Linked DNA regions of Homo sapiens: regions 1, 2, 3, 4, 6 and 7 are each linked to region 5. Evidence: chromatin loops called from intact Hi-C (ENCODE). Cell type or tissue: PC-9. All regions are shown on one strand. Links, peaks and the distances in the headings refer to the core of each region. The heading gives the core; the rest is flanking DNA.

Evidence for each region. Peaks named below come from ENCODE experiments on the same cell type or tissue, not always from the same donor. Only the 100,000 strongest peaks of a DNase experiment are listed, where the experiment ranks them.
Region 1: a loop joins it to region 5, with 16 times the contacts of the local background. A loop is called at or near these places in 16 of 110 quality-filtered maps.
Region 2: a loop joins it to region 5, with 2.6 times the contacts of the local background. A loop is called at or near these places in 4 of 110 quality-filtered maps.
Region 3: it touches region 5 in a loop (8-fold over the local background); 6 of 110 quality-filtered maps call a loop at or near these places.
Region 4: a loop joins it to region 5, with 5 times the contacts of the local background. A loop is called at or near these places in 4 of 110 quality-filtered maps.
Region 6: it touches region 5 in a loop (15-fold over the local background); 4 of 110 quality-filtered maps call a loop at or near these places.
Region 7: a loop joins it to region 5, with 6 times the contacts of the local background. A loop is called at or near these places in 3 of 110 quality-filtered maps.

The regions. Positions count from the first base shown.
Region 1 is chr3:17,892,097-17,896,687 of GRCh38, reverse strand. No RefSeq gene overlaps it. Among named protein-coding and RNA genes, the nearest start is that of BALR6, 68 kb to the left of the region's middle. In PC-9, for the core only: a CTCF peak has its summit at 2,059; no DNase peak of the experiment used is centred there.
Region 2 is chr3:18,131,941-18,136,531 of GRCh38, reverse strand. All of the region lies in intron 4 of BALR6 (B-cell acute lymphoblastic leukemia associated long RNA 6), which reads right to left. Among named protein-coding and RNA genes, the nearest start is that of BALR6, 170 kb to the right of the region's middle. In PC-9, for the core only: no CTCF peak of the experiment used is centred there; DNase peaks (open chromatin) are centred at 1,691 and 1,931; H3K27ac peaks cover 2,619 bases.
Region 3 is chr3:18,387,295-18,391,885 of GRCh38, reverse strand. The region is part of intron 7 of SATB1 (SATB homeobox 1); the gene reads left to right. Among named protein-coding and RNA genes, the nearest start is that of SATB1, 36 kb to the left of the region's middle. In PC-9, for the core only: CTCF peaks have their summits at 2,346 and 2,550 (motif pointing right); no DNase peak of the experiment used is centred there.
Region 4 is chr3:17,429,074-17,433,073 of GRCh38, reverse strand. All of the region lies in intron 3 of TBC1D5 (TBC1 domain family member 5), which reads left to right. Among named protein-coding and RNA genes, the nearest start is that of TBC1D5, 310 kb to the left of the region's middle. In PC-9, for the core only: CTCF peaks have their summits at 1,713 and 1,912; no DNase peak of the experiment used is centred there; H3K27ac peaks cover 1,312 bases.
Region 5 is chr3:18,293,706-18,298,296 of GRCh38, reverse strand. No RefSeq gene overlaps it. Among named protein-coding and RNA genes, the nearest start is that of SATB1, 130 kb to the left of the region's middle. In PC-9, for the core only: CTCF peaks have their summits at 2,636 and 2,836 (motif pointing right); a DNase peak (open chromatin) is centred at 2,946; H3K27ac peaks cover 505 bases.
Region 6 is chr3:17,637,083-17,641,673 of GRCh38, reverse strand. The region is part of intron 1 of TBC1D5 (TBC1 domain family member 5); the gene reads left to right. Among named protein-coding and RNA genes, the nearest start is that of TBC1D5, 100 kb to the left of the region's middle. In PC-9, for the core only: no CTCF peak of the experiment used is centred there; DNase peaks (open chromatin) are centred at 1,783 and 2,203; H3K27ac peaks cover 3,212 bases.
Region 7 is chr3:18,232,379-18,236,969 of GRCh38, reverse strand. The region is part of intron 4 of BALR6 (B-cell acute lymphoblastic leukemia associated long RNA 6); the gene reads right to left. Among named protein-coding and RNA genes, the nearest start is that of SATB1, 190 kb to the left of the region's middle. RefSeq lists a silencer at 2,239-2,533. In PC-9, for the core only: no CTCF peak of the experiment used is centred there; a DNase peak (open chromatin) is centred at 1,849.

The sequences.
Region 1 (4,591 bases), core at 331-4,330, 400 kb after region 5:
AGAGGCTCAATGATTAAATTGTTTGGAAAACTACATTTTTAAAACTTTTTTATGCCCCTCATGGAAATTCTTAGTTCTTCTTAGTTTAAATGAACAAATATTTGAAGAAAATAAATCTGTTTAAATTTGTTTAACCTAGTATTTCTCAAACATATTTGACTTTGTTCTCATGGTAGCTGTTTAGAAATCCCAATTTAGAGGAAGGCAAAGCAAGATGGCAGACTAGAAACCTCAACCGATCATTCCTCCCACAAGAACGCCAAGTTAACAACTGCCTACACAGAAAAAGCACCTTCACTAAAAACAAAAATCAGGTGAGCACTGGCAGTACCTGGTTCTAACTTCATATCACTGAAAGAGAGAGCCACTAAAGAGATAGAAAAAACAGTCCTGAATCGCCAGTGCCATCCCTTCCCAAGCCTGGCAGCAGAGGAGTAGTGGGGAGAGTTTCTCTGGGTGCTGGGGAAGAGAGAACACAGCAATTGTGAGGCACTTAACTCAGTTTTGTCCTGTTAGAGCAGAAAGAAAAACTGGACCAAACCCAGCTGACACCCACCCACAGACAAAGCATTTAAATTAACTCTAGCCAGAAGGAATTGCCATCCCAGCAGTCCGAACTTGAGTGCCTGCAAACCTCGCCACAGACGGCTGCAACACTGTGTCTCCAAGCAAATTTGAAAGGCTCTCTAGGCCATAAAGACTGAAACTCTTGGGTTAGTCCTAGTGCTGAACTAGGCCCAGAGGAAGTGGACTGAGGGGGTACATGACATACGGAGACACCAGCTAGGGCAGCCAAGGGAGTGCCGGTATCACCCCTCCCCTAATCCCAAGCTGTACAGCTCAAGGCTCCAAAAGAGACCTCTTCTTTCCACTTGAGGAGAGGAGAGGGAAGAGTAGGGAGGACTTTGTCTTGCATCTAAGATACCAGCTCAGCCACAGCAGGACAAGGCACCAGTCAGAGTCTGAGGCCCCCATTCCAGGCCCTAGCTCCCAGATGACATTTCTAAACAAACTCTGGGCCAGAAGAGAACCCATTGCCTTGAAGGAAAGGACCCAATCCTGGCAGCATTCATCACCTGCTAACTGAAGAGTCCTTGGTCCCTGAACAACCAGCAACAATACCCAGGTACTACATTGAGGGCCTTGGGTGAGCCTCTGAGACTTGCTGGCTTCAGCACTATACCAAATGTGGTGGCTGTGGGGCAAAACTTCATCTGCTTGAGAAAAGCAGAGGAAAAAGTAAATGGGATTTTGTCTTGCACCTTAGGTAACAGCACAGCCACAGTGGGGTAGAACACAAGTGGGCTCCTGGGGTCCCCAATTCCAGGACATGGCTCTTGGATGACATTCCTTGACCTCCCATTGGCCAGAGGGGAGTCTACTGCCCTAAAGGGTGAGTAATGAGCCAGACAGCATTCATGACAAGCTGACTTAAGAGACCTTGGGCCTTAAAGGAACATCAGCAGTAGTCTGGCATTACTCCTCATGGCTTGGGGTGGCAGTAGCTACAGGGTGAGGCTCCTTTGCCTATGGAAAGGGGAGGGAAGAGTGGGAAGGAATGCATCTTGTAGTTTTCGTGCCAGCTCAGCCACAATACAATAGAATACCAGATAAACTTCTAAGGAATTTAGCTCTTGTCCCTGACTCCCAGAAGGCAGTTCTGGACCCACCCAGGGACTGGGGGTCATTGCCACCATGAAAGGAAGGACACAGGCCTGGTTGACTTTGCCACCTGCTGACTGTAGAGCCCCAGGGCCATAAGTGAATATAGGCAGTTGTCATGGAGTGGCTACAGCAGGCCTTGGGTGAGACCTAGTCCTGTGCTGGCTTCAGGTCTGACCCAGTGTAGTCATAGTATTGGTGGCCACAGGGGTGCTTGTGTCACTTCACCTCCACCTTTAGCTAGCTCAGAACAGAAAGAGAGACCCTGTATGTTTGGAAGAAAGCAAGGAAAGAGAACAAGAGTCTCTGCCTGGTAATGCAGATCTCTCAGATCTTGTCCAAGACTAACAAGACAGTACCTCAAGTCTGCAAAAACCACAGTGTTACTGGGCTTGGGGCGCCCCCTAAAGCACAGCTTAGACCACAACACACAAGTCATTTCAAATATCTAGACAGCCTTCACAAGAAAGACAGCTATAAATAAGCCCAGACAGTAAAGACTACAATAAATACCAAACTCTTCAATACCCAAACACAAAAGAACATCTACTAGCATCAACACCATTTAGGAAAACATGGCCTCATGAAATGCACTAAATAAGTCACCAGGGAACAATCCTGGAGAAACAGGGATATGTGAACTTTCAGACAGAAAATTCAAATAGCTGTCATAAGGAAACTCAATGAAATTCAAGGTAACACAGAGAAAGAATTCAGATTCATATTAGATACGTTTAACAAAGAAATGGAAATAATTAAAAAGAATCAAGTAGAAATTCTAGAGCTGAAAAATGCAATTGGCATAGTAAAGAATGCATCAGAATCCTTTAATAGCAGAATTAATCACGCAGAAGAAAGAATTAGTAAGCTTGAATACAGGCTATTTTAAAATACACAGTCAGAGGAGACAAAAAAAGAATAAAACACAATGAAGCATGCCTACAGGATCTAGAAAATAGACTCAAGAGGGCAAATCTAAGATTTATTGGCCTTAAAGAGGAGGTAGAGAACAAGATAGGGATAGAAAGTTTATTCAAAGGAATAACAACAGAGAACTTCTCAAACCAAGAGGAAGAGATCAATATCCAAGTACAAGAAAGTTATAGAACAGCAAGCAAATTTAATGCAAAGGAGACTACTTCAAGACACTTAATAATACAATTCCCAAAGTTCAAGAATAAAGAAAGGAACCTAAAAGCAGAAAGAGAAAATAAATAAATAACATACAATGGAGCTCCAGTACATCTGGCAGCAGACTTTTCAGTGGAAAACTTACAGGCCAGGAGAGAGAGGCATGACATATTTAAAGTGCTGCAGGAAAATAACTTTTACCCTAGAATAGTGTATCAGGTGAAAATATCCTTCAAACTTGAAGGAGAATTAAAGACTTCCCCAGACAAACAAAAGCTGAGGGATTTCATCAATGCCAAGCCTGTCCTACAAGATATGCTAAAGGGAGAACTTTAATCAGAAAGAAAATGATATCAATAAGCAATAAGTAATCACCTGAAAGTACAAAACTCACGGGTAATGGTAAATACAGAGAAAAATACAGAATATTATAACACTATAACTGTGGTGTGTAAACTACTCTTATCCTAAGTAGAAAGACTGAATGATGAAACAATCAAAAATAATAACTACAACAACTTTTCCAGACATAGCCAGTACAAAAAGATATAAGTAGAAACAATAAAAAGTTGAAAAGTGAGGGAGTAAAGTTAAAGCATAGAGTTTTTGTTAGTTTTCCTTTTGCTTGTTTATTTCTTTGTTTATGCAAATAGTGTTAAGTTGTTATCAGGTTAAAATATGGGTTATAAGATAGTATTTGCAAGCCTCATGGTAACCTCAAACCAAAAAACATACAATGAATGCACAAAAAATAAAAACCAAGAAGCTGAATCATATCGCCAGAGAAAAATCACCTTCACTAGGGGAAAACAGGAAGGAAAGAAGGAAGAAAGATAAACCAGAAAACAAATAGGAGCTAAAAATAAAAACAATTGAATTCATGGACATAGAGAGCAGAAGGATGGTTACCAGAGGCTGGGAATGATAGTGGGGTTGGCCGGCGGCTGCGGCTGGGGAGGAGATGGGGATGGTTAGTGAGTATAAAAACATGGTAAGAATGAAGAAGACCTACTATTTTATAGTACGATAGGGATAGGGTGACTATAGTCAATAATAACATAATTATAAATTTTAAAATAACTTAAAGAGTGTAGTTGGATTGTTTGTAACTCAAAGGGCAAATGCTTGAGGGGATACTCCATTCCCTATAATGTGCTTATTTCACATTACAGGTCTGTATCAAAACACTTCATGTACCCCATAAATGTATACACCTACTATGTACCCACAAAAATGTTAAAAATAGAAAATAAAAACAAAATTTTGAAAAAGAAGTCTCACTTTAGTATTCCACCAAACACATTTAGGAAATTCTTGTTCAATTACTTGGTGCCCAGTATCACTTGAACCACCATCACATAGCCACTATATGGATCAAATGACGGTTCCCAAGGGAAAGAGTTTTTCAAAGTTACAATGTGTTTTGGTGATGATTCAGGGAAATTTAACAAACAAAAGGAAGACAAGCAAGAAAGGAAGTCTACATCAAAATATGAAGACTCTCAGCTATTATATGCTAAGCCATTACAAGGGATAGGAACCTACCCGGAGACTTAAGCAAATAAGGACATGTAGTAGTTCATGTATCTTAAAAATTCAAAGGTAGATTAAGCTTTGTAATGTAAATATTATTACCAGGCCTCTTATTTTCCTCTGTGTTAGCTTCATTCTCAGTCAAGATCCTTTTCTATGGCAGTCTCTGACCGCTTCAAACTAACAGTCTATCAGTTCAGAAGCCCCAGAAGAAAGAGCCCAACTTCCCAAAGGTCTAGCAAAAGTCCCAGACCTGACTTGAATT
Region 2 (4,591 bases), core at 315-4,314, 160 kb after region 5:
CTTCCTGATATGGTTTGGCTGTGCCCCCATCCAAATCTCATCTTGAATTCCCACATTTTGTGGGAGGGGCCAAGTGGGAGGTAACTGAATTGTGGGGGTGGGTTTTTCCCATGCTGTTCTCGTGATGGTGAGTGAGTCTCATGAGATCTGATAGTTCTATAAAGGGGAGTTCCCCTACACAAGCTCCCTCTCTCTTTGCCTGCTGCCATCCGTGTAAGATGTGACTTGGTCTTCGTTGCCTTCCACCATGATTGTAAGCCTTCCCCAGCCACGTGGAACTCTAAATCCAATTAAACCTCTTTCTTTTGTAAATTGCCCAGTCTCCGGTATGCCTTTATCAGCAGTGTGAAAACAGACTAATACACTTCCCAAGGTCACGGAGTCAGTAGGGAATAGAACTAGGACTGAAATCCAAGTCCGCACTCCTCTATCAAAAAGGGGTTATCACTTATATCAGTTATCTTGGCTCAAAAAGTTGAATTGAATTTTCTGGCTCAAGCACTCACCCTAGTGTGTGTAGTTTTAGAGAGTGAAAATACACTACATGATGGGCAGGAAGGCTCCCTGCAAGTCTTCTGGTGAGGGTGGTGTGCTACAGTGTTCAGGAACCTAGGGTTAGAGTCCTGCTACTTAGGTATCTGTATGGATCATGAAAAGAAAGTTAATATCTCTCAATCCCAAGTTTCTCATCCATACAATGAGGATACTATCATACGGTATCTTCCTTATGAATTGTGTGAAGGCTAAATGAAAAAAATTAAAGCACGTAAAACACAATGCCTGACCCAGAGAAATCAGTCAATAAATCATTAACTACTAGGACATTCTTAGTGACAGAGAGAACCCATGTGTTATTCAACAAACCACTCCTGTAGTCCTAAGTAGCAGCTACTATTCATGTATTAACTCATCGAATCCTTACAACCACTCTATATGAGGTAAGCATTATTACTAGGCCCATTTTACAGTGGAGGAAATGGAACTTTGGGTAAGTTACATGCCTATGGCCACAGACCTGGTGCAGGGCAGGCAACGGCCAGCAGCTGGCCCTCACTTCATCAGTTTATGGCAGCGCTGTTCTATTCAATCACTCTGCTACCCACGGAAGCCTGTAACTACAGACTGCTGCTCCTTCTTCCCTGCTTTGCTTAGTTTCCACATGGATTTAAGCAGCTATTAGAAGCCAATCTATCCTCCAGAAAAGTACAGCCCACTATTAATAAAACAGAAGCCATGTGACCAATGATCAGGATTCTAACAACAAGCAGAAACATGCACTCTGACAGCCTTAAAAAGATAAATATTCCCAGACAGAAATCCCTGATCTCCCAGTGACTCATTTTATTCTACTTTCTTCTCTTATATTTAGAGCATTTTCTTCGACGAGGCATACCATTTCCCATGAATGAAAATGGAGAAAGTAACAAGGAAAGGGAATCCCATCTAAAAAAAATAAAAGCTCTGTCTTGTTCTTTCCTCTTCAACCAGCCCACATGCCAGCTGTGAGCTTTGATGGCTTAATAGGACTTCCCCACGGCCAAAGGACAAAAGAACTGTCTGTCAATGTGGTGGGATCAGTATTGCCACCAAGGTGCAGATTTAATTTCTTCAGTTTGGTGACATGTGACTGATGATGAGGTCACCAAGACAAGGAAGAAAGTTGGGAGGAAAAATGAAACACCCTGAGTATTAGTAAGAGATTTAAATAAAAATATATTTCCTTCTTAGAGGGTTGTTCCTTATGAAGTATTCTCAGGCCATTTACTAAAGCATTTGTAAAAATCTACCTAGTAAATAGAGACCACTTATTGTTTCTCACTGTCACTGTTCTTAGCAGTGGTAATTTTTCCAAAAAAAACAATTAGCAACAATTGGGACATATTTTTAAATCATAGGATACATGAGGAAATACTGCATATGTGAAATACAAAGATGAATCATTGAGAAAAGATGTTGCTGTACTACATAGAGAAATGACTCAAAGTGGGAAAGGCAAAAGCCTTGATAAGAATTTATCTCCATGCAAAGAGAAGAACCGAAAAGCAAAAGTAGAAAGAGGGTCTTCTGGTATACAATTATAGCTTTGGACATAAAGCAAGACACCAGAATTATACATTAATATTAACAGGACAATAGCTTTTCCTTCCTTTTAATTATTGTGTGAATACTTCTGTAGAACCAGATGACTGCACTTAGAATAACACTGAGATCTGAAGGAGTGCACCGGGAGAGCAACAAAAGATTCTGAGGAGTCTGAGGTCCTAAATTACTAACAGACAACATTAATGGAATACTTACCTTACTACTTACAAATATTAATGAGTACTTAACGTAAGCTTGAGTAGATATAGGAAATAACATAATTCCAGGTATTACCAAGAGAATAGATACACAAAGGTGAACATCCTTTCTCTCACATTCTTGCTAAAAGTTTCCTAGTCTTTTCTTCCCATGCACACTAATATGAAGGGGCCAAATTTAAAATCCTATGAATTTGTTTCACCAAACTGTAGAGGAAGATGGCAGACAAAGTAAACAGGGGAATTATAACATCTCAAGACTTCCATTGAATTTTCAGAGGTGAATCCTCTGAAGCAAACTACCAGTGTGGCATTTAGAAGGGTCTGTTTGTTAATTTTCTCTATTCATACGCCCCACTGCTCGGCACCTATACTATTCTCAATGAAGTTGGCCATGACCTCCACGTCACTACAACCAATGGGCTGTTTCACTCTCAAATTCCTTGATCACTCAGTAATAGTCAACAGCATGGACTGTTGTTCCCCTGGCATCCATAAGACCACACTCTCTTGACTTTCCTCCTACCTATCTAGATACTTCTCCTTAGTATATTCTCATCCTCTTCTACCCAGCTTTCAATTTCAGAGTTTCTCAAGGCTTGATCCTGGAGCTTCCTGCCTTCTTACTATCAACTCTCTTCCTCAGGGAGCTATTGATGTCCATGGCTTCTATTACTCTCTATATACCTATGACTCCCTGAGGTACATCTCCAGCTCAGATATCTTCCAGTCTTCACTTGGATGTCTCAAAGGCACTTACACTAAGCCAAACTCATGGTCTTTCCCCTCATCTTGAACCTTCTCTCATATTTCTGAACTCAGTCAATAACACGTCCATTTACATAGTTGCAGAGGCCATAAACAAGTCTATTTCTCATTATCCATTAATTTCATTCTTAAAATATTACTAGGGCCTTTCCCTTCTTGATTTCCACTGTGACAACTTTCATTTAAGCCTCTTTCACATTTCATCTGAAATATCTTTCTAATTTATCACTCCTTATCTTCCCTTGAGGCCCTTGCATGCATTCTCCCTTTAGCAGTCAGGGATATTCTATGAATATGGAAATTTGATCTGGGTTCTCTCTTAAAGGCCTTTAAACTTTCTCATTTTTCTGAGGATTAAAAACTCCCATCTTTAACATGGCCTAAACATGAAGGCCTGCAAAATAGGGGCAGGTTATCTTTACTGCATCCCTGCAATTTCCTGCTTCAACCACACTTGCCTCTTTTCTGCTCTTCCAAAGGGCCATATTCCTACCTGCTTTGGTGCCTTGTACATGCCTGGGCCTTTTCTCCTATTCAGCCTTCAGAGTTCAATGCCACGTTATATCCTCAATAAAGGATTTCCTGACCTCTCAGCCTAGGTCAAGTCTTTTTTTTAGATGATTATTTAGCCTGTGAACTTTTGCCTCATAACACTTATCATACGTTTGCTTATCTATCTATCTCATATGCACTTAATGTGGTCAATAAATGGATGCTCATCTTAGTGAACATTGGCCCAAAGTTTCCGACCAGGCAACCTGGGTAGTAAGCAACATTGTAGGGCATCTGTGATAATTACTGTGGTAGATTAATTGACAGCCCAATTAATAACTTCCCTGTATTCACACCCTTCACAACGTGACTTTGCAAATCATTCCATCAAGTATTAGAGTTGATTTCCCTACCTTTGAATGGGGACTGGGCTTGAGATTTGCTTTGGTGAAAGAATGAATGGGGGAAGAAGTGACAGGGTGCCAATTCCAAGCCTAGGCCTCAAGAGCCTTTGCATGCTTTCACTCACTCATTCTTTGGACCTCTGCTTTTGCCATGTGATCAATACCAGGATTGTTTATCAGATGATGAGAGATCCTGTAAAGCAGATCCTAGCCTTCCTAGCTAAGGTTTTCTTAGACTATGAAGCTTCTACCTAACCCACCATCTGACCACAGACCCATAAGCAAGTCCAGACACACTCAGCCAAACCTGGCACAGATTAGCTGAACTGCTCAGCTAAAATATGGACCCATTAGAAACAATAAATGGTGTTTTAGCCACTGACTTTTGGGGTGATTTGTTACACAGTAATAGATAAAGGATTCAGCTACCAACTAAAAGTTTCTCTATAATGTACACTTTATCCAAGGAAATGTATTTGAAGCCTCAAATGTTTAGCTATCAACAAATACCAGTGCCTTCTTTTCCTTTCCTTCTTATCTGGCTGGGTAAATGTATACATATTTTTACAGGACAGTGAATTCATCACCAAATATAGCCCTCTGAAAGGAATATAGGTGAAAGTCACT
Region 3 (4,591 bases), core at 235-4,234, 94 kb before region 5:
TACATACACAGCTGCATTTATTTTTTAATGATTATGCATTGGTATGACTGGATGTAGTGTGTTGATTTCAAAGTGTATGCATTTCAATAAAAGCAGGTGCAGAGGGTATGGTGTGAGTGTGGAGTATGAAAATACACATGCTAATGCGTATGTATAGACAAGGAGCTCTGCAGAGTTAAATCACACATCACACATTTGTGTGCACCTAGTACAATGTGCAGTTCCAACTCCAACTTTTAAAACATTAAAAAACCAAACACCGCATATTCTCACTCATAGGTGGGAATTGAACAATGAGATCACATGGACACAGGAAGGGGAATATCACACTCTGGGGACTGTTGTGGGGTGGGGGGAGGGGGGAGGGATAGCATTGGGAGATATACCTAATGCTAGATGACGACTTAGTGGGTGCAGCGCACCAGCACGGCACATGTATACATATGTAACTAACCTGCACAATGTGCACATGTACCCTAAAACTTAAAGTATAATAAAAAAAAAATTAATGTAAAATATGTACATACAAATACAAAGTTACATGATAGGGTCAGATGAAGATACTGTTTCTTATAAACGGCATTAAGACCTTAATATGATAGAAAACACTTGTATGAATTGAGGGTTATTTTAGTCATTGAAGCTCTGTATAACTTTAAAACCCTGGGTCTTAGGTTTTAACTATTGAGAATTTTCTTATCATCTTAATAGGGTTCCCTATATTAACACATTACCCTCCCAAGACTTTCGCACATGGGTTTTTTTTTAAGCCTACCTTTTCTGAAAATTTATGGTAAACTTATATAGTTACTTGTTTTAAGGAATTTTTCCCCTTCTGAATTGATGGGCATGGGTTCTTTAATTGCCGTTGAAGATATCAGCTTTTAGCATATGTCATTCATTCAGTTATGCCTACTTGATGTCTTTTTAATGGAAACCTATGGCTAAAAGTAATTGCCAAAGCTTCTAGATTTCTACTTTTCAATTCACTTCTCTATCTTATTGCTATTTAATGGTTCTGATACATGCAAATACATTCCTTAATACCCTTTGATTTTTAAAAGAATAAAATTCAGAGTTTAACTCTGATCCCACTCTGTGGCTTTTTTCCCCTTTTTCTTCCCCCTCCTCTTGTCTTTTGGCACACTTTATTTTCCAGTAAAATAAAGAATGAAGATGGATTATTCAAAACTGATAACAGTAATGGACCATCATGTAATGTTTTATTAAATTTGAGTTCTGTAAATTATGTGGTGGAGAGAAATTTGCCTGCTTAAGTATAACAGAAATTGCTACTGTGTTTCTATAATTCTTCACAGTGTAATTTAAGAAAAGTCCACTATCCATATCACTATTGAATAAAAGGTAAAAAGGTGCTATTACCCCAACAAGACAGCTCTCTGGTTAGCCTGCCAAACGACAGAGATAAATGTGTCTACTTAAAACTTACTTGGCATGAATCCATGGTAGTAGGTGGAGTTTGAAAATAGTCTTTTACCTGGACATAGGATTAAAAATTCACCAAACAACAGAGGCAGGTAGCCTTGAAGAATATTCTATGTATTTTCTTTTTAGGAGGGAGGTTTCATCAAATCATATTTTCTTCCTGAGGGCTTTGAAGTTCCATGAAGCTGATAAAATCTATTTGAATCAGTGATTATGTTCAAAGAGGAGACAAACGGGAGGCCAGACAGCCTTTTTGTTCAGATTGGCAGTCTCTTTCGCTTATCTGCTGTTTTAAAGAATTCATAATTAGCTTTTGGAAATACTGATAATATTTATTGGAGGTTTTTTCTTTCTTTTACAACTACTAATGAATTTTACTTGTAATAACTTGTAAACTGTTTTTGGAATGTAAAAACAGGTTTAGGAATTCAGCAGTAAATTCATTCTTTAGTTGAAAAAATTAGAACTCTGACTTAACCGCTATGTAATGACAATGCAAAACAATTTTGTGTTTTCATAGATACAGCACACATCTAATTATTGGTAAGATGTGAAGTCCCAATGAAAGGCAGCTTCTGATTTTCAATAAAATGAATATTTATGAGGTACTGGTAACTTCCTACATAACATACAAGTTCTCAGGTTCTTTTCAGACACAAGAATGACTAATGATTTTGTTTAATTTAATTCAACAAATTTATTGAGCGCCAATGATTCTTGATACTGATGACATATTTTAGTCCTGATGTTTCAGCATATTCTATGACATAAATAAGGTACATGATGGCCTTTTCATACTATTTTTTAGCATGAAGAATTTTTGGTAAAAGGTCACGCTTACTGTCCACTGTGTGGGCAGTACTACAAATGACCTTGGCAAGTCTGTACTATGTCTTCAATTATAGGATATGGGAACTGGTGGCCACATATATCTTGAATTCAGCATATAAATATGAGTGCAGCTATTCAAGTAACAACAACCTGAACAGGACCAAAACATACATTCCCATATCTGGGATCTGATAGCAGTCATTTTGCATCCAAAATTATTCTAAAGTGACTTTTTTTTTTAAGTAATTATCACTAATCAAAATGTTTTCTGACAATATTTTCAAGCATTTCCACCAGGGGGCACTCCCCTCATTGAAAGCTCTGGGCCAAAAAAAAAAAAAAAAAAACCCAAAGGTTTCTGAAACACCTGAGACTGTCTACACTGGCTGCTTTAAAGCTCTTTGAGTGTTTCAGGGTTTGAAACATCACTTTATACCATCAACATATTTCAGACGAACAAAAAACCTTGTTCCAGTAGAATAATTAAGTGGTAGTAAAATGCTTTGCCCCTAAAAACACTTGTATGCTTAAATAGGAAGTCACACCAACATCAAAATATAGGTAGAGAACTTTTAAAATTTTCTCCCAAGTGACATAACTACCTTCCAATCTCAACCATATGGAAATGACTTAGTCTTATATGTTAGCAAGACTTGAGAAAGAATATTATTTTGTATGTTTTCCTGTATTTGACTTTCTCACTATAGATCTCTGCTGCCTCAGGAAATATTTTTGATAGAAATATGTGATATAGTACTTTGTTATTTGGGATTTTTAAATACCTAATTTCAAGTTTCCCAAATAACATCCTAAATATTTATAACTATGTTTTGCCCTAATCTAATTTTTTTAATTATTAGACAATTAGGAAAAACATCTCAAAAAATGCCACAGAACTTTTCACTGTAGGCCCAACATGAGTGCTAATAACTACTACTAGAATTGACTCATGGGTAACACATCTTGTTCTTAAGTTTCTATCACCTGTTTGTGATTGTTTTCTCCATTGTGGTCTTTATACACATGATCAGTCCATTTAGTAAATACTTATCAAACATTTACATGAGAGACATTGTGCTGGGATGATGAAAGTGAATATTAGATTATTATGCTCAAGGAATTTGTAGCATATTGTGTTTATACTGATGTTTTCATGTATCCATATCTGTGTAGTTGAGAATATATTGCTTTGTCAAGTACATTTTTTAAGACATAACATTTGGTGGAGAGGAGTAAAGAGCAAGGGTTATTTCATTACACCTATTTTCAAACTTTTTTTTTTTGAGACCTGAATGTTTTACTTTCAATATGGCACATCAGAAACACAGTCAAACTAATTAGGTGGCCTTGTGCAAATTAAATAGCTGGATGATTGACTGCCTGTTTGACTGAATTTTAGTTAAATTGACTAGATGTTTTGCTCTTGTGTAGACACAGTTACAGCATTACTCGTTAGTATCCTAAGGACACATGCCCTTCATTCTTCAGTCACATTTCTTAGGGTAAAAACGAAAGTTCAGGTCCAATTTCCAGGCTTTAGCTGTAAGAGACTAAGTGAGAGACAACTTTAAAATGGACTCTGAAGCCCTCTGCACCTGTTAAAAGTTCTTTTTAAATACCAGCTTATAAATCATTTTAAGAAGTATCAGTACTTTTGTATTGTCTGCACCCAACTGTTGCATTTCGGCAACATGGTACATTATCTTTAAATTTGGGAACAAAACCAGGTTTGTACTTCTAACAAACCATGAAAAAAACAAATGTTTTAACCTTGGGGCTTCATTGTTTTGACATGACACGTTACCTTCCTTCCCCCAATATACCTTTAACTGTTTCTGCAGGATATTGGAAAGTAGATTTGCAAATTATATAGAAATCCTGACAAAATTTTATTCTGAAGCTGATACTCTGGCTAAGTGAAGAAACCAAATATGTCTTACTATTCCAAGCATTATTTCATGTACAAGATTAAAGAGAGAAGAGCTGCTTAGCCCTTATAAAATGAACAGAAAATTTTCCAATTCTTTTATTTCATATTGTCTCTTAAATGCAATGGGGAGAACCACCCATTTTTGAAAGAGTTCTTCCAAAAGTTAAAAAAATTAGTTGAAAATTGATGTTCTGTTATTTAGGGGGGAAAGACACCTTAAGAGTTTTCTAATGATTTATAAATTTCTTCTATCACTAACAATTTTTATTCCCCAAGAAATTTGATAATTACAGAATTTGATACTCTTTTCCTTGGCATGCTGTGATGGACTTTCGCAATGTTGAAAATTAGTTAATATATTTCAAATCTTGTCTATGGTTTTTA
Region 4 (4,000 bases), core at 1-4,000, 860 kb after region 5:
ACCCTCTTCCAGACTGCTACAGTGCCAGGGATGGGGTGGGTGGGGCAAGGGCAAGTGTAAACACCACGAAATTTTTAAGTTGCCTTTTTTCTTGATTCAGTGTTCATTTTGCTTTGGAACATTTTTGACTGTTTATTACAGCTTTTACAAAGTCCTAAAAGTTACTTTTTGTTTTTCAGTGTTTCTGTGGGAGGACATGTACTACTTGGAGTTTCAAACTCTGCCATCTTGCTGATGTCATGCTGCTTTCTGTCTTTTGTTTTTAAGAATTCTATGAAAGGTTTAATAGGAACCTTTGATAACAAAGCATCCTTTTCTCAAATTAAAATGTCCACTTGAAAATGTTTTTTATTTAAGACTTCTTATGAATTTCTATTTTACGTTTGAGTTTTCATTATCTACAATACAGATTTTTTAAGACATTATTTAGAGAACTAAATATGACTATTAAATCACTGGAATGTAAGTACATTAACAATAATAAAGAAAATTGAAAATTATAAAATTGACACATTTTTTTCTGTGTTGACTTCAGCACTGGCTCTTAGATCTAATGAGTGGTCCTGGATTTTTAGCATAAGTAATTAGCTTGGGGTGGCTAATGGTTAGCCTGATTTCACAAATGATGTGGCTACTTTATGGATAATGCTGAGTCATTATGCTTTGCCTTCACTGTGTGTCAACACATGAATATACTTTATTCATAGATTTTTAAAAATCATTTTTTTAAAGGATTTTAAAGTTAACTAAAACATTTCATTGGTATATACTAATTCCTTTAAAAGACACAAAGGCTTTCAGGTCTTTACACTAAACTCATAGCTTTGTTTTCATCTTAGTTTGAACCAAGTCATTTTTCCCCATCTTACTATTAAATACCCCACCCAGACTGTGTATGTTGACAGTTCTCTAATGATTCAAAGATAAAACCTTTTCTTTATTATGTAATACTTTTCAGAATTCATACCTAGTGTGATGTGATAGTCTAAAACTTGATGTTTTCACATGTAAACTGAAGACACATTTGAGTAGGCGTGATTATTTATAGTGTTATTCTGGCTGTTTTTAACTTAACCTAGTTTAAAAATCTCTGGTTCTCTCTTCATGAACTAGATGTTTGTGTATAAAAAAATACTACAGAAATCTATTGTAAACCTCCCTTTAGAAAGATTTCAACAGTGCACAGATGGAACCAAAAATGCCCTTTGTTAAACATGACTTCAGTTAAAGCTAAAAGGGAGTCTGAAATTCCATTCATTCTGTTTTGAAATTTAAGTCACAGTTATCCTTTCTGGCTTAGTAAGTTAGATACACATGTTAGAAATTACTATTAAGCAATATTATGCATTTTCTTATAATTTAAGCCAATGTAACTATCAGCATATTTTTGCAAATCAGCAATTTATTTTCATTGAATATTATGAACCCATTAGGAAAGTTGCATACCAATTAATGAGAAATGAATGTTATATAAATTTCAAACTTACGGTCACAAGTAATTGATGAATTGTTCTTATAGATATATGTTGTACAATGTTATAAATATATAGTTACACATATGTTATTTATTTTATATAATTCATGCATGTATTCAAAATATACTCAATAAAGACATCTAGATTCTTTTACTGGTTACTTTACATTAGATATTGAAATACCTTTAAAGTTACAACTGTATTCTAAAAATTGCAGATTAGTTAAATTATTTTCAGGTAAGAGGAAGCCTATTATCTTAAACCACATTTTAGATATTTGTGCTGTTTGACCATTTAATAGTCTTTGTGTAAGATTACATTAATACTGTATTTGTATGTGTGTGTATGATGCATCTTTGTTACAGTTACGGCTACCTGACAACTTAGTTCAAGGATCAGAATAGCAAGTAAAAACATCATAGTAAACTCTCTTGCACCCTCTGTTGTTATTTTTGGGAAACACTACATATACGTTCCCATGATTGTATTGTCATTTCATTTACTTTAATCCCTTATAAAATTAATACTTATTTTATTATACTTACCTCCAAATTAGATTCAGTAGTAAAGTAACACTTGTTTATTTCCCAAACTGGCGGAAGTTGTTTTCTGGTGTTACAGATATGTTTTTTATCATATTATAGCTTAAATGAAAAATGAGCCTTTCTGTTTGTCTTTGATTTCTCCTAGTTACTGGTATTAAGCCTCTCCAAATGTTTCACACCAAGGAAAATCTCTACAGGATGTAGCACATTGTATACACAATTTTACAGAATTACAGATTCTGTCTGTTCTTTTGTAAACCTTTCCATAGTCAGACAGTTTCCTTCCAAAATAAGAGTCTGGGATCGTCCATACTAAAATTAAGAGTTTATAACTGTAAGGAACAGATGTTTTCATAAACATTTGCCATAATTAATTTCAACTAGAGGATTGAGGGAACAAAGCGTTTTTCCCGCTTCAAAACTTTATTGCCTTTTCCCCATATAGCCAACTCTGAAATCTTTTCTCTAATATTGTTAGTGAAACAATTGTACTCCTTATTTGCTATGTTTTTGAGAAAGAAAAACTGCTTTTTTTTTCCCTATTACCATTTTTTTGCACCTTGAAAGTTACATTTAATGTGATAGTTTCATTTGGAAACAGTTTTAAATTAAATAAAACCTTTATAATATGATAAAACCTGGTTGTTTATAAAGCCAAATTCTCTTAATTATTTGAAGGATTTTATATTTGATCTGATAAATATCACCTTAAAGGAAGAACTATTCTATTGGTGTTATTTTTCATGTTTAATCATAATCTTTAGTTTTAACGAGAAAGAAGCTCATATTTTAAATGTATAATATAGTACTTATTCTATGCTGATTATGGAACGTTTCACAGGAAATGTCTGCAAGCTGTTAAATAACATGTGTTGTAGGAAATTTTCATTTAGCAAGACAGAGACTAATTTTCCTTACATCTTTTTAGTTTATTATAATATTATTAATTTTTAAAAGAAAATGAAGGGTGCTGTATGAGTAATACCATACCCATGTTTTCAAAGAATTAGCAACTTATACCTAGCTAGGTTAATTTTAAACATTTATATGTTTTTGGATTATTTTCTTCTATAAATTGTCACCATTTTTAAGTGTTGTAATCCATTTTAGGATTTTTTGTTTTTTCAAAAAACAAAATAAACTGGAACAATATTTTGAAAAAAGAGTAGAGTTGAAAGTTTAATAAGCAGGCTCAGTCCACTTCTCCTGAACACTGGCACAGCTGCACATATCTCACCAAATTCTCAAAAAAGAACCAGTGTTCTTTACTATCTGTCAGCTATAAAATGTGTAAAGAAAGATAGGTAGCTGTCATTAAAATTACATTTCAGCATTCAGTCACCATTTAATGAGTAGCATAATTATATAAGTATAGTACCTTAGATACTATACTCAATAATTAAAAATAATCTCATCTTTAAAGTGAAAGCTCTGTAATTACTGTTTGACTTATCCACGACCACTGTGATGATTTCCTATTGCACCTTCGGTTGTTCAAAGTATATTAAAAGTATAAAATTGGATTAAATCATTGTTATATTAAGCTGTAAATATTATAAAAATCAAATACAACCTGATGTTTGAAAGTTACATTATATAAATTAGGAGTATAAAATATAATCAGATTCTAAACTTTTAATTTGTTTTGAAGAACAAATGACATTTTTAATAGTGGTATACTATGGTTTCATAAAAGCTGTACTTTGAAGTATATATTTAAAAAAATTGAACTATGAAATTTCAATCAATAAGAATATATAACAACGGGGCATTGGTAAGCATTTTTTCCAACTTTAGTACATTTACTTTTATTCTGTAGTCTTTAAATTGATATGTATAATTTGTTCTAAATGTGATTTTATGAATATGATAGATTTTTGAGTAAAAATTTTTTTTCTAAATGTTTGATATTATTATAGAAGACAAATACCTTTTGATGTTGTTCCTTTTTCATGTTTTAAATTGCCGAACTTTTGACAG
Region 5 (4,591 bases), core at 371-4,370:
AGATAGTTGACTTGATATATATGTTTTAAAATTTGTTGAGACTTCTTTGTGGTCTAACAGATAGTCTGTCCTGGAAAACATTCCATGTGCTAAGGAGAAGAATGTGTATTCTGCCATTGTTAGATAAAATGCTCTTTAAATGCCTGTTAGGTCTATTTGGTCTGAACTCTAGTTTAAATGCAATGTTTCTTTATTGATTATCTGTGTAGATAATCTGACTAATGTTGAGAGTGGGGTGTTGACGTCCCTGTTATTGGATTGGAGTCCATCTCTGTCTTTAAATCTAGTAATATTTGCTTCATAAATCTAGGTGTTCCAGTATTGGGTATATATGTTTAGAACTGTTATTTCCTCTCTCTGGATTGATAATTTTATCATTATATAATGATCTTGTCTTTTTTTTTTTAACTGTTTTTGGTTTATTGTCTGTTTTATCTAAGTATAGCCACTCCTGCTTGTTTTTGGTTTCTGTTTGTATGGAACAGCATTTTCCATCTTTTTACTTTCAGTCATTACATGTCTTTACAGGTGAAGTGCACATTTTGTAGGCAGCATATAGTTGAATCATGGTTTTTATCCATTCAGTCAGTCTATAGCTTTTAAGTGGAGAGTTTAATCCATTTACATTCAAGATTATTATTGATATGTGAGGTTTTGTATCTGTCATATTGTTTTCTGATTGTTTTGTATAGTCTTTGTTCCTTTCCTTTTCTCTTATTGTTTGTTATTGTGGTTTGGCAGTTATTTGTGGATGTGTCATTTGAGTCCTTTCTCTTTCTCATTTATGTGTTTGCTTTACCATTTTTATACTCTTAAGTGTTTTTATAATGGTAAATCTCATTATTTCACATCCAGGTTTAGGACTCCCTTGAACATTTTTTGTAGGGCTGGTTTACTAGTGATGAATTCTCTCAGCTTTTGCTTGTCTGGGAAAGACTATTTCTCCTTCATTTAGTAAAGATATTGTTGCTGGGTATAGTATCCTTGGCTGGCAGTTTTTTCCTTCCATTTCAGCACTTTGAATACATCATCTCATTCTCTTGTGGCCTGTCAGATTTCTGATAATAAGTCCATGGTTAGTCAGTTAGGGGTTTCCTTATAGGTGACTAGATGCTTTCCTCTTGCTGTTTTTGGGATTCTCTCTTTGTCATTGACTTTAGACATCTTGTCTGTAAAGTGCTGCGGAGAAGACCTTTTTGCATTGTATTTGTTTGGGTGTCATTGGGCTTCCTGTATCTGGATGTCTAAATCTCTTGTTAGACTTGCAAAGTTTTCTTCTATTATTTCATTAAATAGGTTTTTGTATCCTTTTGTTTTTCTCTTCACCTTCTGGGATACCAATAATTCAGGTATTTGGTTGCTTTATGGTGTTGCACATATCATGAAGGCTTTGTTCATTCCTTTTTTATTCTTTTTTAAAATTTTTGTCTGAGTAGGTTATTTCAAAAGACCTATCTTCAAGTTATGAGATTCTTTCTTTTTTTTGATCTAGTCTATTGTTGGAGCTTTTGAATGTATTTTGTCATTCAGTCAATGAATTCTTCAGTTTCAGAATTTGTTTGGTTCTTTTTTGTGATATCTATCTCTTTGGTAAATTTCACATTCATATTCTGAATTTTTTTTGTACTTTTTTTTTTTTTTTTTTTTGAGAGAATTTCACTCTTGTTGCCCAGGCTGGAGTGCAATGGCACGATCTCGGCTCACTGCAACCTCCACCTCCTGGGTTGAAATGATTCTCCTGTCTCAGCCTCCTAATCTCAGTAGCTGGGATTGTAATCCTGCCAGCACACCCGGCTAATTTCTGTATTTTTAGAAGAGACCAGGTTTCATCATATTGGTCAGGTGGGTCTCGAACTCCTGACCTCAGCTGATTCATCCTCCTCAGCCTCCCAAAGTGCTGGGATTACTGGCATGAGCCACTGCATCCGGCCTGTACTGTTTTTAAAGTTCTTTTGTATTTCACTAGGCTTCTTTAAAATCAATAATTTGAATTCTTTTTCCAGGAGTTTGTGGATTTCTTTTTGATTGGGATGTGTTTCTGAAAAATTATTTTGTTCCTTTGGATGTGTCATATTTCTTTGCTTTTTCATGTTTCCTGTGTCCTTATGTTGATATCTATGCATCTGGCGTATAAGTCGCTTCTTCCAGTTTTCTGAATTTGCTTTTGTAGGGAAGGACTTTTTCCTAAGGATGAATCTATGGTGTTAGTTGGCTAAGGCACTCTGGCTTTGATTCTTGGTGTATGCAGGAGAGTTGTCTCTGCGTGATTTGTTTGTCTGTAAACAGCGTCAGTGGTATTTTATATTTACTTGGTGGCTTAGAGTGCAGTTATTAGTAGATGCTGTGTGCAGTTTTCCTGGCAACTGGGATGCCAGATAGGTCAGGCTTTGGGCCTCAGTGATGGGTAGAATGTGCCTGTCTTAAAAGAGAAGCTGGCATGGCATGGGCAATGGCAATGGCAATGGCAGTGGCAGTTGTAGGACAACTCTCTGGTTCCTGATCACTGTGTGCTGGTGCTGGCAGTGGCTGAATGGCTGAACAAGTCAGTCTCCAGGCCCACAGGTGGCAGTGCAACTAGGTGATAGTGGCCCAGTTTAGGCCCAACCTCAGGTCCCTGGGAGGAGTGTTCAGGTACCATTGGTGGTGGACTAGGCTGGGCAATCCCCCGGTCCCTGAACTCTGTGCTGCTCTGTCATGGCAGAGGAAGGAAGGATGAAGCTGGGGCAGGCTGTCTTGCCCTCAGACCCCTTGATAATGTGTATAGGAACTGGCCATGGTATGCAGGGGTAGGGTAATTCCTAGGCAATCAGTGGAATGTTCAGGTAGGGGGTGGCAGTGGCCATGCTGCTGCTCTGCCACTGGGGGGCAGTGCTATCTTCAGTGATGGCAACCTAGACTGGCAGGTGGGGAGTGTGCATACCACTCATGCCTCAGCCCTGGGTGTGGTAGCCTGCAGTTACTCATGCCTAAGCCAGCTCTTTTCTTGCACCTCAGCCTCAGCGCTGCTGGGCTTCAGGATAGTGTGCAGCCTGTTGGGGATGGAATTCTAAAATGGCACCTTGCCATTGCTGCTTAGGTCTCAAAGAATGTGAGGGACCCAGCACAAGCTTTCCTCCCTGGCACAGTGCTTGTGGTACAATTCCTTGTCAGCTCCCTACATTAGTTTCAGGGCCTGTGAGGGTTGAGGGGTTCTTCCATGGCTAGGACTGGAGTCCAGGGTGAGAATGTGGACTGCTGAGGGTCTCTCACTCTTTCCCCCATATTGGGGAGTCTCTCTCAGCTCCCAGCTAAGCCAGCCAAGTAGGCTGCCTTGCTTCTTTCTCCTTCCTTGCTTTAGGTATTGCCTGTCACTTATATGTTGAATTCCAGTGTTTTCTCTTGGATGATCTATTTAAAGTGTGATTATCTACTTGCTATTTTTGTTCTTCTTAGTGGAGGAAGCAAGTATAAAATGCCCCTAGTTAGCCAACTTGGAGCCTCTTATTGTGTACTTTTTTACATAAAGACTCAACTTTGAAAAAAATAGTTAAAACTGCCAATTCTTTCCAAAGTATACTATTTTTGTGTGCTTTTTTTTTTCAACTTTAGGGAAAATGTTTTTAAAATTTGCACTTAGTATACCTGAAATTCCATTTAATTTATAATAATTTTCACTTTATATATGTGGTTGTAATTGGAATTGGTACAGGGAGGTTTATAATTTTTACATTTTCTTTACCAAATATATCCTGTATTGATGTAAAATGACCCTCTAAGACAAGGACATCCTTTACATGTTGCACTGAATTCTACTTTGCCTAATATTAATTAAACAATATGGTTTCCTTGATCAGCACTTATTAAACATATTTTAATCTGTACTTTAATGTTTAGTGGTACAGCTTTGTGTCCGTTTTTGATGTATGCCATTGTCAGCAGATAGTGGGATTTTGGTTTTGATCAAATATAAATCTTGGCTTTTAATATGGTATTTTAATCAATTAATTTTTTTACAAAATAAATATTTGCTTTTTAACTATCATTTTATCCATGTGATCTATTTTATGCGTCATTTTTTCACTTTTTTCTGACTTTTGCTATCAAAACTATATTTCCATATTTCATATTTTCCAAGCTTTGTAAAGATAGCTTCTGATTTTTAATTCCATTAATAGTTATAATTAACAATTTCAAAATGCATATTTAATCTATATTTCTCTAATTTTCAAAACCTTAGAAAAACAACAAAATTTGAGTTTTTTCCCACCCCACATCAATCAAAGTTCAGTACACTTTTTCACATATACCTCACTTTTCAGTCTTTCTTAGTATAAGATTTTAGATGCCCAGTATTATATATATACACACACTATATATATCTATAGTTATAAATACTATATATAGAGTTATACATTATATATACTATATTACTATGGATATATACCAACTATATCTTTAATTTTGAAAATAATTATTGACAATTATAATTATTTAATAGCTAGTCTTCAATAATATTGTAATGCTTTATACTTACTGTTACAGTTAATTGGCAGTACTTACTGCTTTTTGTATCCATCTTTTTTCTTGAGTGTTGTTTCTTTACTAAGTTATT
Region 6 (4,591 bases), core at 212-4,211, 660 kb after region 5:
GTTACATAGGTGGCCTTATTACATTGGAAAGAAAAGAATGTAGAAGATTAGTAGCAGTAGTAGTAGGAGGAGGAATAGGAGGAGGAAGGTGCGTAGCAAATGATAGTGAATAAGCTCTAAGTGTTAGTTACTTTTCTAAGCACTTTATGCAAATCATATTAATCATATTATTTAATCCTCCCAATACCTTATGAGTTAGGTCCCCACTTTATATATGACATAGCTGAGGCTCAGAGAGGTTAAGTAATTTTTTTTCCCAAAATCTTGCAGCCAAGATTCAAAGGCAGGATGTTTGGCTCTAGAACTCATGCTGGTAACCACTATGCACACTCCCTCCATGAAACCAATAGCCACCATCTATTGATGTACAGAATGTAGTTTGTGTATTTTTTGTGTGTGAATAATTTTGTTAATGGTACCATGGGATTTTCCTGGATCAAGGGCATGATTTAAGTAAGCAATGGACTAATTCATAGGACCCCTGGTGTCCTAATAAATCAAAACCCACTCAAGAATACCTCAGCAGTAAGCACATTAACTGTCTTCCTAGATGGATTGTTTTAAAAATTTTCCATATCTGCATAAAGTATATTACGTACGATAATTTCACTTAATTGTTCTAACTTTTAATAACTGTCAAGTAGTAGATGAAAGGAAAGCAGAAAAATGGTAAAGTGTGGGTGTGGAATTACTTCACTTTTTTTTTTTTTAAGGCTGAGATTGATTTAGAATTTTTGTATTTCCTGGAAGAATATCCTGTGGCTAGTAGGAATATTTGATTTCTTTAATAGATTCTCACATAGTAGGGCCTAATATCTAGCTGATTGAATTAGTATTATTCTAGGTATAGAAATAATGAAACTCCATAGTTTGTTCTTTATGAAAATATTTTATTTCAAGTTATTTCTTTTCTGCTTGACAAAAGGGCATTGCATTTTTGCTTTAAAGAGAGGCTTGTGATGTTTTGTTTCATTTTTTTCTAGCTTGGACTGTGGCAGAATCAAATGAGTAGTAGTCTTTGATGACTAACACTTGTTCATTTGTTTCCACTGCAGAAATCTTTAAAAAGGTATAATGACTAAATTAGTTTATTCTTAGACATTATGTTTTCTTTTTCTTTGTCTTCTTTTATAATGTTCTTTTTTATAACATTGTCCTTAGCCCTAAAACCTAACTTTCAAGTTCTAAAATAATTCTTCTTTTAAGAGGAAATTGATATTTTGGGTGGAAGGATTTGGCCAAATCTGAGATTCCCTATCATAATTAAAATAAATCTTTGAAACAGTTTTTATTAGTTTTAATAAAGTTTATTTAGTTTTAATAAAGTTAAATAAAGTTTAATAAAGTTTATTAGTTTTAATTCAGATAAGCTAATTCAGGCTTATTTTCTCTTAAGTTGATTTTTTTTAAATAAAAAGAGATTATCTCCTTTAGCTACACCAAATGGCACCTGATTTAATAAGAATGTTCTAGCTCTATAAAGTTAAAGGGAGTCAGGAGATACCTTTGTAGGAAATGTGGAGTTTGGCATTTATTGTTATACTGGTGGACTCAACCCCCACACCTTGCATCCTCTGTATTATATTTCTCTGTGGTTATCTCACCTTTGTCTTTTCTCTGTAGAGGTGAAGGGGGCTGTTTGTATAACTGTGCTCTTAGCTAAGTATAGAGTGGGCTAGAGCAGGGATGGCAAATACATGATCTCATGTGCATTCCCTCTCCTATGCTTGTTGCGACATCAGGTCATGGCATACTTTCTTGCTTAGCCATAGGGCAGTTTCATAATTTTCCCATCTTTAGGGAGCCAGAAGTTTCAGTGTGAGTGAAACCTATTTGCTATTCCTGGAGTAGAGAGGTTGGGATGATTACCAAAAGTTCTGTACCTGTTTTTCCTTCACGTCTAGGATTTGATGTAGTCTAAGAGTAAGAGATCTTACTTTCTTAGGTTGATGTGTTCTAGCAGTTTAGTGACCTTCAAAGCGTACTCAGACACACTTGAATTTATTGTGACAAAATTGATCCCCTCAGACCCCCTTTTTTATGGTGGAAACCTTCTTTAGATACCACCATAGTTTATTTTTTGACAACTCTCCTATAAATTTACACGCAAAAAGTTATCTTTGGTGAGGGATGGGGAATAGTTTGTGCTCGTGCAAAAGGTATGATTCATCTTTTCAAGTGTACAATTCATAGTTTTTTTTTTTTTTAACCAAATTGTGTGGCTGTCACCATGACTCAGCTGTAGAACATTTTCATTCCTCCACTGTGATTTCTTATGTACATTAACTCCTAATCCCCATTCCCCCAACCAAAGGCAACAATTTATTTATTTATTTTTTAGTGTTTATAGCTTTGCCTTTTCTGGATAGTTGATATAAATGGAATAATATAATATTTGGTCTGTGGTGCCTATCTTTGTCCAGAGCATAATGTTTTTGAAGTTTGTCTATTTTGTAGCATGGTATCCGTAATTTCTTCGTTTTTATTGGTGAATATTACTACATTGCTAGTATGTCTTGTCAAAACATTCATCATCTGTCAGTCCATTCCACGGACATTTATGTTGTTTGCAGTTTTTGGCTATTATTAATAAATCTGCTAAGAATATTTGTGCTCAAGTCTTTGTGTGAATATTTCTTTTCATTTCCCTTGGGTAGATACCTAAGAGTGGGATTGGTATGTCATATGATAAATTTATGTTTAACCTTTTAAGAAACTTCCCAGCTGTTTTCTGAAGTGGCTATACTGTTACACACTCCCATTAACAATGTATGAGGATCCCCATTTTTACATCCTTGTCAGTATTTATTATTGTCTGTATTTTTTATTATATATTCTTTTATAACTTAAAATTTTCTCTCAATATTATTTTTAAGATTTATCCATGTTGATACATGTAGCTCTTACTTATTCACTGCTATGAAATGTTCATTGTATGAATATGTAGTAAAAATCCAGCCATAATATGAAAAATGGCTTCTTCAAATTCAGTTGTATAAAATGTAGAGTTGCATTATTGTGTGGTTATTGAAAAACAGTACTACTTTTATTCATCTGTACTGTTGCAAAAGTTACAAAAGTGAAGATGGTGAAATTTATACTTTATATTACTGCTGAGACAGTCTGAATTAGTCACAGGGCAATTTTTTCCTAAGTCAGTTCCATTTGCTTCCACAGAAAATAAGAATTTTAGCTTTATCAGAGAAATGGGCAGTGAAACTACAGACTCAGAAGCCAGTCACAAAAGACCATATACTAGATGATTCTTTTCATATGAGATGTCTACAGTAGGCTAATTTATGGAGACAAAAAGCAGTTTTGGGGTTGCTAGGGTAAGGGGGATTGGAGGGAGATGAGGAGTGACTGTTTAATGGGTATGGGGTAATTTTTGGAATTGAGTAATAAAAATGTTCTAAAATTGACTGTGGTTATGCTTACACAACTCTGTATATACTATAATCAATTGAATTATACACTTCAAATGGATGACTTGTATGGCATATTCATTATGTTTCAGTATAGCTGTTAAAAAATAAGATGCATGAGCCTTTGTAGAACATGTCAATAGTATTAAAAAAAAGAAGAAGAATAAAGTAAAAAGTACTTCACAATTATTGTCAATAATTGTGGCAATATGGCATCATTTTAAGTGACTGCTTAATAAAATTTCATTGAGTAGATGTACTATAATTTGCTTAATTAATTTCCTAATAGTAACTGTTTAGATTGTTTCCAATAAGTAATGTTGTAAGTGGGATCATTGTATATATATTTTTGTGCACTTGTCTTTTCAGGATAAATTTTACAAGTGAAATTGTTGGGTCAAAGATTAAGTGCATTTAACATTTTAAATCATATTTCTAAATTACCGCTCAGTAAGATGCTCCAGTTTGCCTTTCCCCAGTGGTACGTGATAACATATGAATGGCCATACTCTTGCCACTGCTGGATATTGTCAGTGTTTTTTATCTTTATCAGCTGGGAAGAAATTAACTTATTTTTATTTGCATTTCTTTGTGCAACTTGTTATGTGTCCCTTAAAAACTTTTTTTTTGTTCACTTTTTGTCCTTTTTTCTACTGAGGTGATGATCTTTGTATTAGTGTGTAGAAAGTCTTTTTATATTAAGAATATCTACTTCGGGTCTGTTATATAAGATAAAAATATTTTTCCAGTTTGTGTATATTTCATATTTATTTATGGTGATTTTTTCCCATTGCACAAAAGTTTTAAATTTTTGCATAGTCATATTTGTTACTTGAAAACATCCATAGAAACTCGGCTACATTCCAAGGTTATAAAAATATTATTTTATATTTTAAATTTATCTTGGGGCCAGGTGTGGTGGCTCACGCCTGTAATCCCAGCACTTTGGGAGGCTGAGGTGGGCGGATCACGAGGTCAGGAGATTGAGACCATCCTGGCTAACAGGGTGAAACCCCGTCTCTACTAAATAAAAAAAAAAAAAAAAAAAAAAAAAAAAAAATTAGTCGGGCATGGTGGCACACACCCGTAGTCCCAGCTACTCCTGAGGCTGAGGCAGGAGAATTGCTTGAACCCAGGAGGCGGAGGTTGCAGTGAGCTGAGATCAC
Region 7 (4,591 bases), core at 318-4,317, 61 kb after region 5:
AAGGCTCACTTATGACACATTTTACTCCTAAAGGGTCTTTTGTTCCTGGTACCACATAGCCATGAGTGGGAAGGGTGTAAACAATGGAAGGCCAAAGGAATGGGATGGTGAGATTTTGTTCTGGAGATAGCCAGATGCAAAGGCTGAATCCAGCTGAAAAGATCAAATCAGTTCAATAGATTAGGCTCACCAAGCCTAAAGTGCCCCATAAAGGGAAGCAAAAGTGTCTAGGGCATGGTTCTCAAACTTGAGCATGCATCAGAATCCCTTGGAGGGCCTATATTGAACTCTGGTGCCGGACTCCACTCCAGACTTCCTGATTCAGTAGGTCTTGGGTGGGACCTGAGAAGTTATCTTTCTTATAAATTCCCAGGTAATGCCAATGCTGTTTCTGTGGACCACGCTGAAAATTACTGGGCTAGGGGCTAAGAGCAGAGTCTCTTAAAGAGAAGGGAGAACATCAAAAAGAGCTAAATTTAAGTCCCAGTACCACCACTGACCAGCCGTGTGACGCTGGGCAAGTTTTAATCTTCTCTGTACTTCTGTTTTCTTTAGTAAAAAAAATGGGGCTTAAAATTGTACCTTATTTCTCACATTAATTATAAGACATGAACAAGATACTGCATACTAAAATAATTAGCACAAGACCTGGTACTTATTAAGCATTCAACAAATGCTAACCACTGCCACCACCACCACCGCCATCATCATCATACTTTTTGTTGTTACATACAGTTTATTCTTACACCTCTCCTCTCATCTCTAACATGCCAGACCTCTTTGTGTTTCTGTGCAAACAATGGATCTTCATAATAGGTCTTATGTCATAGGTCATAATAGGTCAATAGGTCTGTTGTGAGGATTAAATGAGTTACTCTTTATAAAGAATTTAGCACTGTGCCTTATACATAGAGCTCATTATAATTCCTCCTCCTGCTATCAAATGCATTCTACTAATTGTTTTATATAAATTATGTTATTTAATCCTCAAAGTAACCTTGAGAGGTAGAAAATGTTATGATCGTTTGATAAATGACAAAACTAAAGAATCAGAGGTTAAGTAACTTGCTCAGACTATGCAGTGGTTAATTTAAACACAGATCTGTTTGACCCAATAAATACTGCCCCTTTATTATTTAATAAGAGGCAGTATCTTGCTCGAACTTATAACTCATTTCAGAATGAATTGGGACCTACTGGATCGGGGACTGGGAGTTTTAACAGAAAGCAAGTTTTGATATAGAAATGTAGGTTTGGAAAAATAGTTTCACTTATTGGCCCACAAAATAGATCAAGACTTGTTGCCGTCATAACCCCCTTTGCTTTTGAGACAATCAAGGTGACTTCCACCTTGTAAAAATTTGCTGAGAAAGAAAGCAGAACAGCTACCAGCTAGGCTCATGCATATTTTCCATGTCACCAGCTGAAAAGCATTAATCTTATTCCTGATTCTACACCTTGTTCCCTTGCTGGGTCACCGTCTATCCACACAGCCAGACTTGGGAATGTTGAAATCATAGTTATAATAATTTGAAACTGGCCAATGCAATGTCACAATGTTAGACTCAGATTTCCCTGAAGTCAAGAGGTATTTAAAGAAAATCTAGGCACTAGCTTTGAATCTACCTAGTTAGTTACAAGATGAAAATGATTTTTCTTTCTGTAATTATGCAGGTAGTCCCCAAAGACATTTATTATGTTAAACTGGCACCAAGTGTCAAGGAGTGTTCATAGGTAGCTTTCAAGGTTATAGAGGAGGACCAGATATTTACAGAGGCGGGAGCCACAGGCTTGACCTAGGAGAGGAATGCCATCCAACTGATGCATGTGGTTAATGTCTCTAGGAATGAGAAGCCTCTAGCAGTGGAAGATCAAATTTCAATTTACCTGGAGGCAAAAAATAATCATAAACAGGTGCTCTTGAATGTTCAACCATGCTGTCTGAGTTCTTAACCAAATACCTCCTCATCTACCTCAGGCTTCAGTGAGGAGAAGGCAATTTTAATTTGCTTCCCTTTTACCTCTGGCTCCCTTAAAAAATGTAAAATAAAATCTTTTAGGATAACAGAACATGTGTACAGAATGTGGTTGTAGCCAGAAGTTATCCCACAGCCCTGGCCTGTGACCAGTTTGCCTGCGAGGATTTATTTTAAGCTATTCTTATCTGAATTCGTCTGGCTGCGCCAGCATGGGAGCTAATTCTCTGACAATAAGCCTGCTGGGGTGTGTTTGGGTCTCTGTTTGTTTGTTTTGATGTGCACAAAGACTGCAAAATGGATAGCGGCATCACACTCCTCTCTAAATGAGAGGCGCAGGCTGGCACAACAGGGGAGGCTTGACGATATTTGGGAATCTGGGTAGCGAACAAACAAGCACTTCAGGGAAATGCAGGTAGGCACATTCTCTCCCTGCAGGGAAACCCAGAAGCACAGGATCTCTTGAGATGAATAGGACTACCAGGATTAGAAAATTCCAGCCTGTCAAGATCACGGGGAGACATCCAAAGTCTCTGCACGGGCAATGAAGTGAGCAGAAATGCCGAGCTCTGAGCTGCAGTTGCTTGAAGGAGCCCCTGACTCAGCATTTTATGCCACTTACACCCCCAACTGAGGGGTACTCTTGCTCACAGTCTTCTGCTATCATGCAGTCTTCACCGGCAATAACAGACTATTAAAGCCTCTGGCTTCAGTTCTTTAACCTCCTCAGTTCCAAACCCTCCAGTCTTTTCCTCTCTTCACCTCAGCCACACACCTCACACATCACCTCTCAAAACTGTTCCACTGCCAGAATGTCACTCACTGGAATTTTCCCCAGCTCCTACTACCTTGTGTCCACTGAGCACACGCCTTTTATCTTTTACCAGTGGGCACTACCTCTTTTCCATTCCATCACCATCGTTCTGATAAAACCTCTCTCAATACAGCCTAGACCTTCTTGCTTCCTTGATGTTGCCAGAACTCCATTCTTGGGAATACTGTGGTCTGTCAAATACCAGGAGGTCAAGATGTTGATGTTGGGGTGATGGGGTCTACCGCACAGTCATGCTGTTTGACCTCAGGTGGCCCTTTAGCCTATGCCAACATATTTGTGTTGCTCTCTAATTGACTGTCAAATTCTCCCATGGTTCTTGTTCCAAATGTTTCATTTCTCCCTAATACTGCCACCTTAGCCCTGGACCTTCATTTGAGAGAAATATCCTGATGGTTAAGTTCACCCCGCAGACTGAGGGCATGCAATAGCTAAGCATCCTCACTTTCTTTTCTCTTCACCTCAAGATCCCTCTACCCTTAGCTTCTCTACCCTCAGAGGGAGAGATACTTCTCCTTTCTGCCAAGTCGTTCAACCTTATCCTATAGTTGGATCTTATTCCCTATAACTTCAACAATTATTTAATCTCATCTTCCATCCTTCTTTCTGTTTCGTCAAACTCTTCTTGCCAATAAACATGCTCAGATCTTCTCTATATTTAAAAGTAAAACCTTTCCTTGACCCTGCAACCATCTTAAATTACTAATTGATCCCTGTCCTTCTTTAACAACCACATTTAGTAAAGAGGTATTTCAAGACATGCACACACCCTAACTTTATTATTTTGTTTTTTGGCATCTGAATTCTGTTTCTCACTCAACAAAAACTGTTTGTTCCAAGATTACCAATGAAAATGCCAAACCCAATGTCTGCTGCTCCCTTGGTTTCTGTAACTTTCCACCATCCTGGTTCTTTTGTCTTTGTAGCTGGTTTTTCATCTATCTTCTAAACTTTTAATATTGTTTTACCCTCTCAGTGCTTCTCCCATCTCTACGCTCGCTGTCAGCAATCTCACCTGCTTTCCTGGCTCCAGATGCTATCACCAAGCAGAGAACTCCTCAGATGAGCTCTAGCCTCTCTTTCAAATTCTACCCTATAAATCCAACTGTTAGCTGGTTCTCTGAGGAATAATACTAGTAATGATAATATCCACAACGTATTCTATGCATATACTATGCATATTCTATGCATTCTATGCATATACTATGCATATTCTATGCATTCTATGCATATACTATGTTCCAGACACAGTACTAAGTTAAATTATCTTGTTTAGTTTCTTCCACAACTCTACAAGTAGATATTATTGTGCACTCTTTACAGAGAAAAACATCAGGGCTCAGGGGGATTAATTAACTTGCTCAAGATTAGATATTCTATGGCAAAGGACTAGTACATGAATCTGACCCTGGAAAGAGCATTAGGCTAAGGGTTAGAGGATGTGAAATTAGAGTCCTGGCTTTGACACTAACTGGGTTTGAGTTTTGAATGGACCATTTAGCCTTACTGGGCCATGGCTCTCTTATCTAAATGATGACAGTAAAAAATCCTACTAGTGTTACTCAACTCTAAACGTGCAACTTCTTATAGTTCTACTATTGCAACGTATTTCTATGACATCTGAACTCCAACAAGATTAAAATCAGTTACTTGTTCATACAAGTCCAAATCTACTGTACTCCCTTTGGGCATAATCATTTCAGAATGTCTGGCAAGTGCCCCTACAAGAGTTTCTTTCCTTGATGGGTGTAGGATGCGCTGTCCCAAGACCATTATTACAATA